2 separate regions of the Mus musculus genome follow, and region 2 is linked to region 1. The links are chromatin loops, found by intact Hi-C in ENCODE. Cell type or tissue: left cerebral cortex. All regions are shown on one strand.

The links. Hi-C counts contacts between places; a loop is a spot of excess contacts. Peaks named below come from ENCODE experiments on the same cell type or tissue, not always from the same donor. Only the 100,000 strongest peaks of a DNase experiment are listed, where the experiment ranks them.
Region 2: it touches region 1 in a loop (8-fold over the local background); 4 of 42 quality-filtered maps call a loop at or near these places.

What each region holds. Positions count from the first base shown.
Region 1 is chr1:90,591,164-90,596,163 of GRCm38, reverse strand. No RefSeq gene overlaps it. Among named protein-coding and RNA genes, the nearest start is that of Cops8, 9.8 kb to the left of the region's middle. In left cerebral cortex, a CTCF peak has its summit at 3,117 (motif pointing right); a DNase peak (open chromatin) is centred at 3,120.
Region 2 is chr1:89,660,198-89,665,197 of GRCm38, reverse strand. Agap1 (ArfGAP with GTPase domain, ankyrin repeat and PH domain 1) reads right to left here. Exons shown (of 18, transcript NM_178119.3): 7 at 1,410-1,537; 8 at 9-164. Among named protein-coding and RNA genes, the nearest start is that of 4933400F21Rik, 21 kb to the left of the region's middle. In left cerebral cortex, no CTCF peak of the experiment used is centred here; no DNase peak of the experiment used is centred here.

The sequences.
Region 1 (5,000 bases):
TCCTGAGGCAAAAAGTTTCATGGAAACTGGTCTCCTGGAGGCCTTGGAATCCCGTAACAGATGTGTTTTAGATTTGTCCCTGTGATAGTCTGTGGAGGGTCTTGTGTGCTTTCCTTCAGTATTGTTTTATTATAGATGCCCCCAAGGAATGATTTGACTTATTCAGACAAAATGCCTACAGTGTTGAAAGAGAGATAGAAAAAGAAATCAGGCATTGCAGCTTACTGGATAAGAGTAGAAATCTCAGGGCAAGTTCTACAAAGTAAACTTAGAATTCTCATTACAGTCAGATATGGCAGACTACATTACATATTAGAAGAAAATTGGTGAGTTCCTCTGATAAATGGAGGTTCCCTATGGATACTTAAAATGATAGCCGAGTCACTCACATATGCAGGAATTTACAATGGTCTAGGAAGGAGGTGGATTGTGGTTTAAGGAGGAACTACAGTATTGCATTATTCATGAAAAGATTAGCAAGAGCGGAACCCCCTGGTACAAGTTTTCACAAGGCTCAGAGGAATAGCATAGTTAGGCGCTTACCAAGGGACCCCTGGTGGTGGGTTATACAATAAACTAGAATTGTGACTAGCATGAAAAATCCTCACCTGGCTCCTAGAATAGCTGACTTTAGATAGAACCACTTTTATCTCAGCTGTAACCACTGCCTGGTTCCTGCCAGTCTTTATACATGCACTTCTCTGTTTTGTGTCATTATGCATCAGACCTTGTACCTTGTACCTTGGCTGATGTATCACCTAATTTCCTTGTTTTCTTCTGTAAGTCTGATGCTTGCTTTGAGAAATTACATTCAGATCCAACACTCTCTTGTGTTTGTGTCTGTTTGTCACTCGCTGACTCCTTGCCCATCTGAGTACTGGGACCCTGATTTCTCCCCTGGGTTGAGGGACCAACTGAGTCCAGCTTGTGGCACCAACAGTGACACTCTTCCTCCAACAAGGCCATGTCTCCTAGTAGGTGCCACTCCCTGTGGGCCAAGCATTCAAACTCATAAGTGAATACCTATTCAAGCCATCACGGGCATCTAGTTGAGAAAAGAAGAATACCCAGTCTGTTTAAAGGTGCCAATCCCAATGATAGTACGGGAATCTATCCAAGGACAAGGCTAAAGACTTCCTGGCTGTTTGCTAACAGAATCTGGGAAGATGGTTGATTCATTGCAATTTCTGTTTCTAGTTGATTTTAATTCTGTAAACTTGTTTGCTGTGAGCTCTTAACAAACATGTACTTGGTAAATCTTGCTGACTTGCTGGCCAGATGTCCTCTTATTTGGTCCTTGACAATAGAGCCTTGCCTTTTCTCTTCCTGCCCTCTCTAGATGCATGCCTGTTAGCCTTTGGCTTGCACCAGCAGGATGTAATAAGGTTTTTAGCACCATCGAAATTCTGATTTAGAGGACACTTCACAAAAGGATGTGCAGAGTCCACTCTCTAGGTCCCAGTGAAGAGGATTTGACATGCTGTGTTCTTCTACCCTGGAGTCGTGCCTGGCTAGAGCTGTTGTTGTCACTGGTGTCTTCTGGGGGCTGGACAGGGAGCCTGGGCTGATGTAATACCAACCCTATTCTTTGATAGGAGTTAGCACACATTCTCTGTGGAGGAAAGCTCTGAATTGATTCCCTAGCTACTCAGGAAAGGAGGATGGGATTCATTAGTGATGTCAGCTGTGGCTGGTGTCTGAGGAAGGGGCAGGGTCCAGTCTCCCTGTTGGCTCCAGTAGTCCTTGCTCCCTACTTTACATGTGCCAACCTCCAGGATGCCCATGTCTGCCTGTGGGGCATATTCTCTGTCTTGCCTGGCTTCTCCATGGTTTTATGCAGATGCCTGTCTTCATTCATCCAAGCCTACAGAAGCACCCAGGATGCCTATCCATTCTTATAGCCGAGGGCTCTGGCAGCATAGCTATTGCTGTGGAATCTTCTCCCTCTGCATTTCCTCGAGTCCTAGTTTTTAGAAGGGGAGGGAGGTGGCACACATGCAGTTGTCTTGGGACCAATGAAGGCAAGTTCAGACTGGACCCTGCCCCTTCCTCAGACACCAGCCACAGCTGACATCACTAATGAATCCTATCCTCCTTTTCTGAGTAGCTAGGGAATCAATTCAGAGCTTTTCTCCTGTTAGCACACATTTTCTCAGAGAATGTGTGCTAACTCCTATCAAAGAATAGGGTTGGTATTGCAGTATAACCTGCCGCCATCTCTATGCCAGAGTGAAAGTTGTCACCAGACTTTTGTCCACAGATTTCTTGAGTTGTCACACTCTGAGTACTGGGTCAGGGTCTCAGTCTTCTGAAAGAATTTCCGGAGGTGAGTCGAGTTTGTTTGTGCCCTGTGAAAGTCCTCTTCTGTGCCCGTTTCTCTCCTGCTTTCTTCTTGCTCCACCCCAGTCCCCTTCCAGCACACTTCATGCCCGAGCCTTACTGTGTCACACAGATTCTCAAGCTAGATCTGTGGCAGCAGATAGAAATGAGTTGGCTCTGAGTGTCTCGCTGAAGCCTTCCATTACAGCCACCAGTCACCGTCTGTGGAGTGGGAGCCTCCTGTCAACTCTCTGCTTCCTCAGCGTCCAGCCCAGCTTCTTACAAATAGTATGCAATCAATAAACTCTCCCAAAGGGATAAGCTAAACTTTTCTAGAAACAAACTGGAATAAGAAGCTACAGTACAGAAGCCATTACAAAACTCAAAAGTCAGATTTCTAGAAATAAAACTTAAGTTTACTACATGGTCAGGAGAACTTTTTTCCCAGGCACTTGACACCAGTACACTTGAGAGCTCAGACCTGGGAATCCTGGTGTGACCACTTGAGTGGAGGAAAGTCCCTTACTCATCTCACCTCTAGAACTAACAGCTAACACGCCCTGGATGGCTGCCTTGAGGGCTTTGAGGTCACAAGTCCACATCCTTATTCACACAGGACTTAAGCCAAATCTTTTAAACCTCTGATAATGAGACGTAGGTCATATATCATATTAACTATTTTGGAAAGAACACAATTCTCCAGGAGTCATTTGCAGGTTTATCTCCTCTAAAGCAGAGAGAGGGGAACAGCCAAGCAGAAACCAAGCTTGGGTACCTCAGGTTGATCCCAGGCTGCCCAGCAGAGGGCGCTCTGCTACCACTGCCGACTTTAACTTAGTGTAGGACTGTTTCCTAGTCTCTAGGTTTTGTTTGTTTTGGTTGGGTTTGACTTGTTTTGGTTTTTGTTTTTTCTCAGCTCAGGATAGTCCATTCCTCGCAGTTACTTTTCAAATAGAAAATTGGAACACCGCTTTCGACAGACACGGACTTTTGTCTGTTTCAGGTTCCCTCTCTGTCCACCCCAATTCTGATGGCTCAAATGCAGTGCACACTGGGTGGAAGGCTAAGTGTGGGCACCAGGGAGCAAATGGAATTCCCAGGCAAGAGGGAAGGGGACGGAGCTTAGGAAACCTCACCTTGAGGGTGCCTCGGTCTCGGAGTTGGGGAGGCCACTTCCTAGTGATCAGAGGCCAGTTTCTGTCGCAAGGAGCTTACAGTTTAAGGCTGATGATCCCATCTGGGAGTAAATGGGGATACTGGGCTCTTTCCAGGCTGGCCATCTTTCACCCCAGCAAGACAGACAAGGTCTCCTCTCCACAAAAGGGAGGTGGCAAGCGCAGCAGTTCCTGGCTCACTGCCTCTCTGATTTGTAGTGGGGACAAAGTCAGGAGTGTCCAGAAGAATGAAGCCTGGGCATAGAGTTCTATTCATCCTGACTCTGACCTCTAAGATTCTGGTCCTTCTTGTATTCACAAAGGTAGAACTACCAGGACCCAAGTCACCCAAAGTGCCTTCAGGCTGTTTATTGCCAGCATGATCTTGTGAGTCTAAGGCTCTCAACATCTTGTGCTGTCTCTGCATCCGTTAGTCCAAGTCAGCAGTGTTGCTGTCGGTGGAACTGTCACATGAATGAGTTCCAGCAAGTAGGAGAACTCAGTGTCTCCAGCTGGGTGAGATAGAGGTGAGGCATAGTGAACTGCTCTGTGAAGCCTCTCTGAGTCTTACTATTTCATAATGGATGCTTGGAGAATTCGTTTTTCTTTCTTTTTTGTTTCTTTTATTTTTGTTTTGTTTGTGTTTTTGTTTTCATTTTTGTTGTGTTTTTTGTTTTTGTTTTGAGATTGAGGATGGGGGTTGGGGGCAGTCATTTTACATGGTAGCCCAGGCTGGCCTAGAACTTACTATATAGTCCAGGCTGGCCTTGAACACATAGCAACCCTTCTGCTTCCGGAGTGCTAGGACTGCAGGCATGGGCCATGATGCCTAGCTGCAAACATATATATTTACCTGACTAGAGAGATCACTGAACAGATTAAAGAGTCCAGAATGGACCCGGGTCCCTATGGAGAGTCAGAATGTAGTGGAAGTGACATTTCAAATGATGAAGCAGTGACCTCCAAGAAACAGCACTGGGCTGTTAAACGGCTCACAGCACACGCAGCAACACCCCAGCCAGTGGGAGAACTGGAGGTGTGCAGATACTAGGGGAAAACTGCACCCAGCACTTCTACAAGAGCCACATTCCATTGTGAGCCCAAATCCAGACATCAGGAAAGGAAAGGCTGATAAGGTTAGACTCACAAAGCCAGAACTGTGCACCATCTGAACTGTGGCCGGTTTCAAGATAAGTTGGTGAAACATGGTTGCGATGTGTGTCAGAGACAGAGCTGATTTCATTCGTGTTTCAATAATTCCTAAATGTGGAGTGGGTGACACTAACTGTCCTGTGTGTGTGTGCGTGCATGCCGTGTGTGTGTGAGTGTGAGCGCGCACGTGTGTGTTTGTAAGAAATGAGGGAGGACAAAAATAAAAACATAGGGATCTGAATCATCTACTGGGCTTCAGAAGGAGGCAGCCGAGCCAGCCAGGAGTCCTTCTCTAGAAGGTGGGAACTAGGGTAGAGCTCTGGTATAACCACACAGGCCTGGTCACACTGTGGACTCGGCAACTGGGCTCTGCAT
Region 2 (5,000 bases), 930 kb after region 1:
ACACTCACTGTGAATAGGTTGGACCTGCGCTTGGACTGCTTCCGGACAGGCGTTGGAGTGTTGGCAGTGGGAGGGACGTCGATCCGAAGCTCTTTCTGGCTGGTGCTTGGGGTCGAAGGAACAGAGGATGAGTAGTCACTTAAACTCCCACCTCCGTTACTTGTCTGTAAAAATTAAAAACAAAAGCAATGCACTGTCAATCAAACAGCATCAAAAACACCCATACAGGGTCACAGCAAGGAAAATGGAAAGTGACATGAAGAAGCTCTCTTATCATGAGACATGGTGTCAGCTCCTTTACCGGACCAGTTTTACTAGCACCGAGTACCGTTGGAAGCAAGAGTTACTTTGAGAAAAGGGAACTCAGGTCTCCATAACGGGGCTTGAAAATTTCTATTTCTTGAGAAAGGGCCTCGTTCTGTTGCCTAGGGTGACCTAAACTCACTATGTAGCCCACACTGGATTTGAACTTGAAGTAATCTTCCTGTCTCGGTCTCTAGACCACTGAGACTACAGGTCAGTACCAATGCAGTGAACTTTGGAGAAAAAAAAAAAGAAAACAAAACCTAGAAAAGAATCACAATATTTCTTTCTCTGAAAAACAAGGCACAGTTAAAAATGGCCTTGTGGTCACTTCACTGTTCCTCCTGGGATGAGGAGGAAAAGGGCTCTCAGAACAACAAGCAGCCACTCTTACATGAACCTCAGAAATCAGAGGACTGTCCTAACTGAAGACACCAATGGTGGAGGGGCTCAGGTGTATCCTGGCCCATCCTAGGGGGTAAATGCACAAGGGCAGCGGCTTTCCGGGCACACTGGGTGTCTGGAATGGGACACTCACTCAAGGACAACTGATCACAAAACAAGGACCAGCAATTCACCAGCTCCTTAATGAGGCTCTGGGTGGATTCCTGTGACAAGTACTTTGCTTCCAAATTAATAATTTAGTGAAGCATTGTTGGGGGATATTACCAGCTTCTACAGGACCTAAAGGAGATGGTGACTGTAGCTGACCACCAGGTCTACGCTTAAGTGTGTTCCTGAGCCGGTAAGATTTACTCACAACTGTTGCCGCCATAAACCTATCAAGAGCAGAGCCAGTGATTTCAATCAACAGCAAAGACAGCAGCACACACCTGGCACCACCCTGTGCCAGCATGCCTCATAACGCAGGCATTGTGCAGAGCGAGAGAACATTAAAGACTGACTCCCATAAAACCCACTTGGCCACAGTAGCTTCTGAAGGAAATGGGAAGTCAATTACAGACATGCTGTTATTTACAAAGTTAAAAAAGAAAAAAAAAGAAAAAAGAGATGGATGACAGCTTTGGCACGGCTGTGCACCCTCCCTGCCCCAAGTCCTCCTTGGCGCCCGCTCACTGCCTCACCTCCCGCATCACCTCCAGTACCTGGCTGATGTGTACCGCGGACACTTGGGCAGAACACACAGACGAGTGGCTTGGAGAGTTGGGTAAGGACTTGCAGGGGCCTATGGATAGCTGCTGCTTCTTCCTTGTGGCAACGATCTTCTGGGCAACTAGTAGACACAGAGACAGGAGACATCAAGGTGAGGCTGCCGGCCGTGTATGAGATGAACAACAGGGACCTCTGATGATCCCTGGATCCTGCCATTTCATCATCTACCAGTTTCATCTGGACACCTGACTAGCAGGATAAATATGACATTTCCCAGGGTGATCATGGCCCACAAACAAGCCCTGGCCAATTGAACCAGAGCACAAGCAAGCCCTAGCCAATCAGGCCAGAGCACAAGCAAGCCTTAGCCAATCAGACCAGAGCACAAGCAAGCCCTAGCCAAATGAACCAGGACACAAGCAAGCCCTGGCCAATGGGATGAGAATTGGAAGCTCGTTTGGCTCTCAGGACCTGTTCTCAGGTGAGAGCTTCTCTTTGTCTCTTTCTTCTTTGTCTTTTTGCTTGTTCTCTTTGAAATGGACAGGTGAGGCTCTGGTGCCAGCAGCCACCAGGACCATTAGGTGTCTTAAGAAAGAAAACCACACCAGTAAGATAGGGTGTAAAACAGACCAGTCCTGACTCCTGGGAGGGCCTCAGCCTGCCTACTTGGACCACACCTCAGGGGACACAAATGTGTAGCAAGAGGTACACGGCCACCACGGATTATCCTCATCACGGAACAGTATGCAGTTATTTGATGTAAGAGTAATCCCCAAAAAGGAAAATCAAACAGAAACCCTTTGAAAGTTTCTGGAAAGAATGACCTGTAACACACTTGTAGAATTATATACTCAAACCAGAGTAATTTCATCAAGGACTCTTTATCCTTTCTTTTTAATTCTAACATACTACCACAGACACTAGAAGTTTATCTTAATCAATACAAATATAAATCCAACCAGCCATAACTTCTCTCAGCAAATAGGCTTGCTGATAAAGCATATTGAATTTAACTGCAAGGAACATCAACGATTAGAAAGCCATTCTCACACCAATAGGTGTCACAGCTCCAGTAGCAACCATGTGGAGGCATTTCTCTGGGGAGGAACTGGGGTCAAGCCTGGAGCTTCCCAGCCCTCGCTCTGCACACACTGCTACAGCTTCAGAGGCACTCTGTCCCTCTAGGACTCATGGTTACAACAAACAGACCACGCGGTGTTCACAGACAATTTCACTTCCAGATGAACACAACTTTAAGCAGAAACTGGTGTGTCCACAGCTCATGGCTTCTATGCAAAGGAATGATAGTGTTAAATGTGACTATGTGGAAATTCAATCTATAAAAAATGGTTCCCAGAGACGAAGCAGCCGCTTCATCAGTCATGGCCCACCTCCAAAAGGCTTCTCATCATCCTGAAAGGATGATATCAATTAATTTATCTTCCCGCCACGTATTGATCATAACCTTCATCAGCTAATCATGTTTAAATTACAGAGGAATTTCGTGGCACTCCGTCATTTCAAAGCCATTGGTGTATTGATCAGGTACCGTTGAAAATGTGTATTAGACAATCTTAAGAAAAATCATTACGTGCACTCGAAAAGAAAAACCTAAGGTCAGTGTCCAAGAACTGCACGCTGTCACATGGAGGTCCTGCAATTTCAACCCCCAAATTAACCCCAACTCTCAAGTGTCCGGTGCTGTGGTCTGGATGTAAACGGCCCTTTCTTGCTCTGATGTTGGAAACTTGATACCCAGCTGGTACTGCTGTTCAGGGAGGTTCGTGAAGAGTTACAAGGTGGAGCCCTGTTGAAGGATATGGATTTTTTTTAGCCTGGTCCCACTTCCTGCTCTCTGTCTTCCTGCAGATGGAACGTGATCAGCCAGCTTCCTGACCGCCAGTCCATCTTCATCTTCTTGCTGCTATGCCTTCCCTGCCATGATGGGCCCTATCCCCTCTGGAACTGTCAGTCAAGATAAACCCCCTCTCCCCCATTTCTCTTTTAGTCAGGCCCTCTGTCACAGCAACAGGAAAGTAACGAATGCACCGGGCGACTAATCATTTGCAAAAGGAGGTTCAGATAACCAACGTTTTGGTTTACTCTCAGCCCGAGATCCACCAACCTGGACCCACGATGAACTTAACCACGGACCTTAGAGGAGAGGCACAAAACAGCTCAATTGTGCACTCTCGACACCTGCGGTGAAGGTCTTCCACGAGGAGGGAAGGTTTAGGAAACTGAGACAAGTATGTCATGGAAACTCATTGTGTGAAACTTCGAATGCAAATCCCTGCCATCCTTCTTAGAAGGCACTGGGAAAATATTCAAGAATAAAGAACACAGCTCAAAGCGAGGCCACAATGGGCGGCATGAAGTGTGGCTGCACACTACAGGTAAAAGCCTCTGCCCCCATGGTGTCTGTCCCTCCAACCTTAATCATCAAAACATAGACTCATAGCATCAAACAGTTGGCAGCAGTTATTTTTACTAATTTTATTTCCTGTTTGACCTACATCCTCATCACTATTATTCTTTAGACCTTCTAACTTACACCAATAAAGGAAAGAAAATGATTTTTAAATTTTTTGTTCTATGATATTGTGAGTGCTTTGTAAAGATAAAACATAAGAGGGCACATCTACTGAATGCCAGACAAGAGGATTCTGGGTAAGGCTGAATCAAATGAGAAAAGGGGAAGATGAAGAAGGGCTGTCCCTGTGTTGTAAGACACCTTGACACCCTTTTTGTCTAAGGGAAAAATGAATATTAACTATGTAGTAACTTCCTGCTAGCAGCCACATATCCACTGATGGCGGCTGCTGCTTCCTGCAGTGTGCACCAAGGAGGAAACAGCTCGCCTGGTGCCTCAGATGAAGCTTTTCCTTAAGTACCGAGAATACTCCATGCAGGAACCATGCAGACGGTTACAGGACCATGACCACCATCAAGGGACTATGTGGGAAACTGAGCAAGTCTGATCCCATCAGGTGACTGCTTGGTCCCTCCCCAATTACCAGTCTACAGCAGGGGCCACAGGGACCAAAGGCAGGCCCTGCCCCCGTGAAAATATTAATTATTGCTGCTACTTGGAATAAAATGCTGTTAGGTTTACAACAATCAGATATAACCCTAGACACCGCTGGCTGGGTGATCTAATTCTCTTTGATTTTGCTAGCACCTTGGCCATTCAACAAACACGGTTACATATCTTACATCATCAGTACACGCATGTAAACGTCTCATGTTTTGTACCAAGTACACAAACACCCAAGCCCAAAATGAACTTCTTTTTTAAATTATTGTTGAGATTTATTATTCATGCTTGGTGGGATTCTACCATGATGGGCTATGCTCCATCTCAAAGTGTCACCTAGGACAAGATGACCATTGCCCTTTACCACAGAATCCCAACACTTCCTCCTTGGGGTACTTGGGGTTCTTTAAAGTTGCTTCCTCTACAATGTAACTTTCTGCCTGGACTTGAACAGGGGTCAAAAGCTTTCTGCCTGGACTTGAATGGGGCGGGGGGTACAATATCCTAATCTGGGTTAATATAATCCTTAAACTGAAACCTATATCCA